Linked DNA regions of Homo sapiens: region 1 is linked to region 2. The links are chromatin loops, found by intact Hi-C in ENCODE. Cell type or tissue: PC-3. All regions are shown on one strand. Each heading gives the region's core, and the rest is flanking DNA. Links, peaks and the distances in the headings are about the cores only. Region 1 overlaps LOC105374548 (a long non-coding RNA gene). Region 2 has its middle 570 kb from the start of LINC02261.

Evidence for each region. Peaks named below come from ENCODE experiments on the same cell type or tissue, not always from the same donor. Only the 100,000 strongest peaks of a DNase experiment are listed, where the experiment ranks them.
Region 1: it touches region 2 in a loop (6-fold over the local background); 1 of 110 quality-filtered maps calls a loop at or near these places.

What each region holds. Positions count from the first base shown.
Region 1 is chr4:27,711,377-27,716,770 of GRCh38, reverse strand. The region is part of intron 3 of LOC105374548 (a long non-coding RNA gene); the gene reads right to left. Among named protein-coding and RNA genes, the nearest start is that of LINC02261, 500 kb to the right of the region's middle. In PC-3, for the core only: no CTCF peak of the experiment used is centred there; a DNase peak (open chromatin) is centred at 2,530; H3K27ac peaks cover 1,346 bases.
Region 2 is chr4:27,789,128-27,794,521 of GRCh38, reverse strand. No RefSeq gene overlaps it. Among named protein-coding and RNA genes, the nearest start is that of LINC02261, 570 kb to the right of the region's middle. In PC-3, for the core only: no CTCF peak of the experiment used is centred there; DNase peaks (open chromatin) are centred at 2,721, 3,411 and 4,561; H3K4me3 peaks cover 1,556 bases; H3K27ac peaks cover 1,927 bases.

The DNA.
Region 1 (5,394 bases), core at 113-5,112, 78 kb after region 2:
GGATTCTACAGCATAAGTGGTTATTATAGCAATGAAGTCTAGAGAAAGAAGATTCTGCACTCATATCTATTAGTGAGGAGGGCACTAATAATAGAGCTGACCACCCTTGAGTGCTTTGATTTTTTTCATTCTCCAATATAAAGCTATCCAAGGTTGAATTAAAGTTTCCCAGAACTGTGGATTGAGAAAGGAGTAGAGGAACACCTCAATGTATACAGTAATTTTCCTCTAGTTAGTTCAACTTCTTCAAGGCATTATTTATTAAACAGTAACCCAGTCATTCTGTATAATCTAGAAAGACAATGCTGACAGGTGTGAGATTCAGGAGCCAACATCATGAAAGGTAGTGTGGCTTACTCCTGCAGAGTAGAGTCAACTCGAAGAGGTTAACTAAGAGTGAGCAGAGCAATATGAAAAAAGCCTGTGTCTCTGTTATCCATCATTAGTTATACAGGATTTCCAACTTATGTAACAATGAGACCAGTTAAGTGGTGGTGTACACTTTAAACATTTGATTGCTGTAATTGCTAGCCTGTTCTATAACTGCCACGTATTAAGCTAATCACTTGAGGAAAAAGTTATCTTTATGAATTCTCACAAATATAAAAATTGAAATAATATATTCTCCATATTTTTTTCAAATTGATAAAACAAGATCAACCCCTAGTCCTTTAAGTTGTACTAATATAAATAATAATAGAGTCTAGGAGCTACCGAAAGGAAAAAGTAGAGGACAATAAAAATCTTTCACATAAATGAGAATGCAAAACCTTAAAAACTATGTTCAAACAAAGAAAATGACCTCTCATTATTGTTGAGTTTTATCTGCTTCTTATAACACAAGAGGAAGCAGGAACTCATCTTGAGGGTTATTGGTGAGATGTCCCAATTTCAGGTCAAATATTTATGGGATAACTAGGCAAAGGAAAAGAAGGAGAAGCCAGACACCTTGCATTCCAGGAGCTTATAATCTAATAGAGGCCACCAAATGCCAACAATCATCAACAGCAAGTGTATAAATAAATACATTATAATCAAGGTATAAGTAAGCAAGGTACAGGGTAAAAATAAAGGAGTCATTAATTGGGCCTGGCACGGTGGCTCACACCTGTAATCCCAGCACTTTGGGAGGCCAAGGCAGATGGATCATGAGGTCAAGAGATCGAGACCATCCTGGTCAACACGGTGAAACCCCATCTCTACTAAAAATACAAAAATTAGCTGGGTGTGGTGGCAGGCGCCTGTAGTCCCAGCTATTTGGGAGGCTGCGGCAGGAAAATTGCTTGAACCCGGGCGGCGGAGGTTGCAGTGAGCCGAGATCGTGCCTCTGCACTCTAGCCTGGCAACAGAGTGAGACTCTATCTAAAAAGAAAAAAAAAAAAAAGTAATTGATTCTAAATGGGGATATATGGAAATGCTTCACTGAGGATATAGACTCTTCAATGTAGAACAAGATTTCTACATGAGCAAAGACATTGCAAATACAGCAGAATGAGAAAGCAGACATAAGGAAATGTACATGGTTATGCACATACAGGCCCCAGGGAAATAATGGTGTGTAGAGGAGAGTGAGAGAAGCCTAGGTCATGCAAAAGGTACCTTCAGACAGCAGCTAAATCATGAGGGCCTTAATTCAGAGACATCAGATGTATTACATATAGCCTATTTTTTTAAACTGTGGTAAGATATACATAACGTAACCTTTACCAATTTAATCATTTTTAAGTGGATAGTTGAATATCATTAAGTACATTCAAGTTTTTGTGAAATCATTACCATCATGTTTGTCCAGGACTTTTTTTTATCTTTTTTTGTGCAATCATTTTATCTTTTTTTGTGCAATCATTACCATCATGTTTGTCCAGGACTTTTTTTTTATCTTTCCAAACTGTAACTCTCTACCAACTTGTATTAGTCTGTTTTCATGCTGCTGATGAAGACATATCTGAGACTGAGCAATTTACAAAACAAATAAGTTTATTGGACTTACAGTTCCACATGGCTGGAGAGGCCTCACAATCATGGTGGAAGGAGAAAGGCATGTCTCACATGGTGGCAAACAAAAGAGCTTGTGCAGGGAAATTCCCGTTTTTTAAAACCATCAGATTTCATGAGACTTATTCAGTATCACAAGAACAGCATGGGAAAGACCCATCCCATGATTCAGTTATCTCCCACCAGGTCTCTCCCACAACACATGGAAATTATGGAAGCTATAAGATGAGATTTGGGTGGGGACACAGAGCCAAACCATATCACCATTAAGTAGTAACTCTCAGTTTTCTCCTTCTTCTGGCCCCAGCAACCACCATTCTACTTTCTGTTGCTATGGATTTGAATATGCTAGGTAACAAATATAAGTGAATCATACAGTATTTGTCTTTTGTGTCTGACTCATTTCACTTTGTATAATGTCTTCAATTCAAGGCTCATCTGCATTGTAGCATGTGTCATAATTTCATTTATTTTTAAGGCTGAATAATGTCTCATTGTATGTACAGACTACATTGTGTTTATCTATTCCTCTGCCCATGGACACTTGGCTTGCTTCCAGCTTTTGGCTATTGTAAATAATGCTGCTATAAACTTGAGTGTACACACGTGTGTTTGAATCCCTGGTTTCACTTTTGAGGATATGCCCAGGGTTGGAATTGCTGAAATACATGATAATTCTATTTTCAATTTTTTGAAGAAACACCATATTATTTCCTATAGTGGCTGCACCATTTTACATTTCCACCAATAGTGCACATTCATCACATTTGCAACAACATCTTTTCAGTCAAGCCTTATTCTGGGTGTGTCTGTAAAGGTATTTTTTGACAAGGTTAACATTAGATTTGGTGGACTAGATAAACAGATTATCCTGCCTAATATGAATGGGGTTCACCCAATCAGTAGAAGGCTTGAACAGAACAAAAAGATTGGCCTTCCCACAAGTAAGCAGGAACTCCTCCTGTTTAATTTCTTGAGGTGGGACATCAGTCTTTTCCCTTCTTCAGACTTGAACTGAAACATCAGCTCTTTTTGTGTCTCAAGCCAGCCAACTTTCAGGCTGAAACTTATACCATCAACCCTCTTCACTCTCTAGTTGCTGACTGTAGATTTTCAGAATTCTCAGCCAATTCTTCATAATAAATTGCTCACTCTCTGTCCTCTCTAGATAGATAGATAGATAGATAGATAGATAGATAGATAGATAGATAGATAGATCTACTGCTTCTATATCTCTATAGAACTCTGACTAATTCTCCTTCCATTAAGGAGTAAGGGATAAGCAGAGGATAAAAAAGGAAGTTAAGAATAAAGACACATTCTGTTAAATATAGTGTCATAAAAGGCAAGAAAGGTTATGGTTTCAAGGAATAATATAGTCTATAATATTAAAACTACTGAATGGTCAAGAAGAACAAAAGCAAGAAGATTGGACCATTGAATATATATGAATGATTATTTAAGAGTACTCTCAGTGGAATAGTGCGGCCAGAATTGGACTGAAGTGGACCAAGGAATGAGTAGTAAAGAAGAAATTGAAGAATAGCTTAATCAAGGAAGAGAATCAACCTTCATTTTGGCACTTGAGAGGCTTTAGTATATAAAGAAGTAGAGATATAAAATGATAGCAAGAGGAAAATATGTCATCCTAGAGGATACCTAACAGCAGGGAAACCAAAAAATGCATAATTACGAGTCTTGAGGAAGTCATAAGATGAAACATAGAAAAGAATAGGAATTTATTTGGGGGAAGGCTTTTTTAGGGAAAATTTAAAATCACATATAACAGGCATGGGAGTCAAACATACAACTTTAATTTTTAAAAAAACTTTCCCCAAATCAGAGAAATCATATAAAGTTACAAAGCTGCAATAAAACCAAATTTTTTAAAAAACTAATATATCAAATAATTTTCAGTAATTATTTTATGGAAATGACAGAGCTTTACACATCATGCCAATGATGCCTCAGAATTAATTCAGGAAGGTAGACTTGTGTTTCTATCTTAAATACTAGAAATGAAATTGGAGGGTAAAGAATCTGCCTGGAGTTGGAGAATTGGGAATATAGCCTTGTTTAAGTCATACAGAAGGGAATCCTCTTTTTAATAAAACTACGATGTTCCAAAAGTTGGTATTTTCTGGGGGATGGAGAATACAGTAGAATATATTGGTGATTTACTGCAGATTGATAACCAATAAATTAACAAATATTTATAGTATACCTGTTATTGCACATAGGGGTTGGAAAAAGGGGGATTGGCACATGAAAGATAAGATTAAGAAATAGCTGTTGTTGATGGAATTCGTGATATATTCTTCCACTTTGCATTATTCAGGGAGTTAATATATTCATCATCCCTTCCCACTTTTCATAACCACTCTTTTCCACATGATGGGTATTATAGCTCTTCTCTTACTTTTTTCCTTACTTTTTTTTCTCTTACAATTTTTGTTTAATTTAATTAAATTATTTATTTGTTTGCTTGTTTATTATTTATTTGTTTGTTTGAGATGGAGTTTCACTCTTGTTGTCCAGGCTGGAGTGCAATGGTACAATCTTGGCTAACTGCAACCTCTGCCTCATGGGTTCAAGTGATTCTCCTGCCTCAGCCTCCCGAGTAGCTGAGATTACACGAGCCTGCCACCATGCCTGGATAATTTTTGTATTTTTAGTAGAGACTACGTTTCACCATGTTGGTCAGGCTGGTCTCGAACTCCTGACCTCTGGTGATCCACCTGTCTCGGCCTCCCAAAGTGCTGGGATTACAGGCTTGAGCCACCCTGCCCAGCCCATTTTTGTTTAATTTTATAGCACTTTATTTCTCATATACACAAACTTTCTTTTATGACATAGCACATTCTATCAAGTATTACAGTTATTTAAGCTTAGATTTATTGTTAATCTGATTGAAAGGAATTTTAAGTACCCCAAAGTGCTCAGCAAGTGCATACATGAAGGCTAAAATGAATGTTGAATTAATGAAAGAATGAGGACATTCATCGAGGACAATTTAGATGTTTGTTTGAATTCTATTAGATTGTCTCAACCTGCTCACAAATGCAACCAACAAGCAAAACATGTATAAAAATGCCATTAACAGTAAGACACCAATAGAATAAATAACAAAGAAAAATTAGAAGGAAACTGAGAACTATAACAATGTCATCAGTCATTTAAGAAAGTTTCAGTTAAAATTGACAAAAATATCAGCATTGCTGGATTAGCAATGTAACAGTAGAAGAATCAACATGTTCCTGAAAACAATGAGGATCAAAAGTTAAAGAAGTCAACAAAGAATAATTAGAAGTTAACTGTATGTGAGTAAAATAGTTTCTGGTATTTTCCTAAGTTTCAACTTAGGTAGCAGGCACCGCCACTCTCTGGAATCAAAGCCAT
Region 2 (5,394 bases), core at 342-5,341:
GTAGCTTCTCTTTCAGTTCAATGATTTATTTATGATTTTGCTAATAAAGATTCTGCTTCATGATATTAAGCAGATAAATTAACTTCTACAGTTCTAGTTTCTCATCTTTAAAAGTGAGGTGTAAAGGTGTATTATCCAAGGTTTCTTTCATTTCTAGCATTCTGTAATTCTAATAATTTGGTTGAGTGACCCCATAGGAGTCCCAAAATCCAATCTTCTGCTTACTGCCGGAATCTTTTTGTTTTCTTATGAAGTCATGCCAGAGGGTCATGCAGTTTTAACTTGAAAAATCTCCTACTATAGAACACCTTTTAGGGAAGACAACTCCACTGTCTGACTCTTCTAACTGTGAAACAGTTCCTTACTTTGAGATATGGCTGCCTTCTCTTCTTCTAGGTAATTGCTACCCAATGTTTAAATTTTGCTTTTTTGAGGAGTAGTGTAATACCTCTTTGCTCTGACAGTCTATTAAATATCCACAGCTGGCATGTCTACCCTCAGCTTCTCTAAAACAAGCTCATTCAATTCCTTTAGTCATAAACATATATGACAAGATTTCCAAGCCTGTAAGATTTAACAGTCTCTTCTAAATCCAGAATTAATGACCTTCAATAAATTTACCATAAGTCTTTGGAAAAAAAAAAAAAAAAAAACACCTAAAAAATGTGACTCAATGGTACGGGCAGTAAAGACAGATTATTCATACATTTAGTCCTTTTATTTTTCCAGGATAATATATTTTGACTTTGAATTTAGAAAACTAGCTCTAGATTTTGCTTTATTAAAAAAAACTTATTAACTTGTTCAAGTTACTTAATCTCTTTGAGAGTATCTTCTCAATTGTAGGGCCATTGTTACTGTCCTCTTCATCATGTATCTGATTATTCTGATATAATGTGTGACACTTTGAAGTTTTTAAGTTCATCTGTAACTGTACAGTTTTACCAATAATTTTTGTATTTGTGTTTGTCCATAACATTGTTAAGACGGTTTTACTTAAAATGTATTTTTGGTAAAGGACATGAATAGACAATTTTAAAGGGAAGACATACACATGGCCAACAAGTATATCAAAAAATGCTAAACATCAATACTATCTAGAGAAATGCAAATTAAAACCACAATGAGATGTGATCTTATACATGTCAGAATGGCTATTACTAAAAAGTCAAAAAATAACAGACGTTAGCGAGGATGTGGACAAGAAGGAACACTTAAACACTGTTGGTGGGAATGTAAATTAGTACAACCTCTTGGAAAAGCAATATTGGGCCTTCTCAAAAAACTAAAACTAGAACTGCCATTCTATCCAGCAATCACACTACTGGGTATCTATCCAAAGAAAAATACATCTTTATGTCAGAAAAGATACCTGCACTCATATGTTTGTCATAGCACTGTTCACAAGAGCAAAGACATAGAATCAACCTAAGCCTAAGCATTCATCAATGGATGGTTGGATGAAGCTAATATACACATGCAATGATATGTATATATATATATATATATATATATATATTATATATATACACACACACACACACACACACACACACACACATACATACACATCACACATACCATGAAATATAGATATACACACACACAATGTGTATATATATTTATGGCTCTATTTGTGTGTATATATGTACACAATGAAATTCTGTCATAAAAATATTGAAATACACACACACACACACACACAATGAAATTCAGCCCTAAAAAAGAACAAAATCATGTATTTTGTAGCAACATGGATGGAGGCTATTACCTTGATCATTCATACTGGGGAAGGAAGAGGACAGTGTGACCACGAGGCATAACCTGTCATAAACTTTTCCCTCTCCTCCAGATTTGGCCACAATGGTTAGCAGCAAAATAACTCACAAATTAAAGTCAAGTACCTCTGAGATAAATGAAAACAAACTTCCTCCAAGAGAACAGGAACAGGACTGACCTTTTGCAAATGGTAGGGTTTAACGTGGTTAGGATGTCCTGCCCCACCAGTAGATAAGTATATATTAGTTTCCTGTATTGCAAGTGAGAAGTGAGAGGACAGAGATATCAATGTTCCTCTTTTTTTTTTTTTTTTTTTTGAGAGGGAGTCTCACCCTGTTGCCCAGGCTGGAGTGCAGCAGTGCAATCTCTGCTCACTGCAAGCTCCGCCTCCCAAGTTCACACCATTCTCCTGCCTCAGCCTCCCGAGTAGCTGGGACTACAGGCTCCCACCACCACGCCTGGCTAATTTTTGTATTTTTAGTAGAGACGGGGTTTCACCATGTTAGCCATGATGGTCTCGATCTCCTGACTTTGTGATCCACCCGCCTCCGCCTCCCAAACTGCTGAGATTACAGGCATGAGCCACTGTGCCCAGCCAATGTTCCTCTTTTAGTGTATGAATCAATGGATTAAGAAGAGGAACATATTTTCACATGATGATTAAGCTGATGAAAAGGATTTTGAACCATCCAGACAGTCTTGATGTTAGACTAGACCCAGTGACCAAAGAGAAAGAAGAAAACAAAATAGTTTGTGTGACAGAAATTGCTAGTTCAAATATTTGCGTGTTCCTTGATATTTCCCAGGCTCTTTTCCACTTAGAGACCGTGTAACTACATTTAAGCCAAAATGATGAGAGGAGAAGTGATGTAACCTATGCACCCATAAAACACTCCACAGAATCCCATACAACCCTATTCCCCTGTTGTGGTTACACAGAGGTCACTGCCTTGGGTTGCTTAACTACAAGTTGGAAGCAGCCCACATCCTGAGTGAGTGAGTGCTTGGACGAGACCCATGCAGAGACGCTCATAACTAGTATAGACACTGGGATCTATTTAAGGGTGGAAGATAAGGACTGAAATGCATTATAAATAAAAAATTAACTTTTGTAATATTAAGTCACAGAGAACGTGAAGTTTGTTGTGGCAACTAATGTCAATTAATATTAATTCACCTGGAGGTGACACAAAGATTAATGAGACAGACCTTGTCCCCAAAGATGTTTTGTCTATTAGAAAAGACAAGGTATGTACTATGTAGCTTAAGGATACATAGTACATATGTAGTCCTACATTGGTAGTCCTGTCATTAAGAGGTAAATCTAATTCCCCTCACTCTGAATCTAGGGTAGCCTTCTTGATTGGCCTCAACAATAGAATGTGGAAGAAATGACTTTTGATGTCTGGTCATGAGACAGTTTCTGGTTCTATTTGGACTGTTTGGAACCCTCGTCTTTGAATCCCTGAGTAGCATTGTGAGAACTTTAGCTTACCTGAGGATACCATATTATAAGGAAGCCCAAATAGCTACAATGAAGAAGCTACGTGGAGAGAGACAGAAAAAAATGTTTGCTTGATCCCTGGACTTTTCAGCTCCTAAGAATTTTAGCCGTCTCAGCAGAGTCAGGAAACATCATAGAAGACAGGTGAGTCATCGGTGCTAATGCCTTGCCTAAATTCCTGCTTCATAAAATTACGAGACATAAAATTATGGCTGTTTTAAGACATGAAGCTTGGGGTATTTTTTAGACCATAACAGATAACTGGAAAGAGGCATTTAAATAGGAATATAAATATAAATTTAGTATCCATGTATGCATATGTGTGTGTGCATGTATGTGTTACACACACATGAGATAGAAAGCAAAATGGACTCTGGTAGAAAATTAGAAAGGTTTGTAAAGATATAAATGCAATGCTAGGGAAATACAAAAATGAAGAAATCCCATTCAGTGGTAGAATTGTTAGGGGAAGAACTATTCCTATTCTGTAAGTAGCCAGTGGGCAAGCACTGAGTCCAGCTGATGTATCATTGTGTCTGTCATACCTGCCACCACGCCTGTCGCATGGTGGTTGCCTATGAATGTTCATTAAATTAATAGAATAAGTAAACTAATGCTGGTGCATTTTTAAAAGAATCTTGAAGGAAAGACTAGATTTGCTCACACGGAAAGTGATGGAAGTGGATGACAGTGAAAAATTCTAGGCCAGTGAAACAGCATGATCATCACACAACACACACAGACGTGTGCATGAAGACCACAGAGGAGAGAAAGGGGCAACCTGATACATTTTAGAGTACAAAAATAGTGAGAGAGAGAGAGAGAGAGAAGGAATGGTCAGCTGTGGTTTGAAAGCAGACCCTCGAAAAATCTGGACTTCATTTTGCAGGCATTGAAAACACACACTGATTCTTTCCTGATAAAATGTAGTGTCATGATAAGAACTCTTTGTTAGGAAGATGGATAGAGCAGAGGAATCTCAGACAGACTGGCCAATCATTTGCAAACATCAGAAGTCTAGAAATAAGTTTTAAGCAGCAATGTGAGAAATTTCAGTTAAAAGCAAGAAGAGTGATTAGCAATTAGCATTAATCACTGAGGGGATATTCACAATCCTCTTCATTTAGTAACGCTAAAATACACGCGATCTGGTAACATCGCATGTCCTTTGCAAATACACAATTCTAGAATATTGTGATAATTCCTAAGGACATACTCAACAAGGCTACATTTTGACTCATTATGCAAACACTTAAAATATCACGTGTGGAAGTTTGTGGGCATTCCCTCAGAGTGCCACATGTTAGTAAAACTGGCAGTATAGTATCTGAGTATCACTTTCTCCTTCCAGAGAAATGTGGGCTTTTTTGTAGCAACATAATAAATTGAGAGCTGTATTTATGAGCCTGAGTATACTGTAGGTTGCAAGAGGAGCAAACCGACTATCTATACTGTCATCTCTGCTATCTGTATGCTATATTAAGCCACATATGTAATGAGGAGTGGAGCAATAATTAAATCACTGAGTGTCACTTTTATCTCTCTGCAGCATTGCTTCTGTGGGCAGACTAGGAAGAAAAGTCTGTTCTGAGGCTGCAGGCAGCTTAATTTTTTTCTCTTTCCAAGATGATAATTTGAAGCATCCAGGACTATTGTATAAGTCTCTTCATATTAATACATGAAATATATTATCAAGTAATTATAAGATCTAAAACTAGTGAATATTCAACCTGAGCTAATATCTTTTTATAATTTTTTTTTAAAAGCAGTATCAGAGACAGGCAGACTAATTTTCGTTAACAGAATTACTATAACTTAAGTATATCAATATGAGTGTGGTCTTTTTAAAAACCAAATTCTTGCAGTCATACACAAAGTCTCTAATGACAATTCCAGAAGATCCTTTGAAAATGGGGAAAATATATAGAAGAGAAACAAACACCACAGTGATTGTTTATATTAAAATGAATGTAACTACTATCAGACCAGTTCATTTTTACATAGTGAATACCTCTAGAAAAATATGTAGAGTTAATCACTCTCGATTTTCAAACTAAGACACACACAGGGAAACAAATAATCATATTTTCAGGGAAAATAATACATGCCAG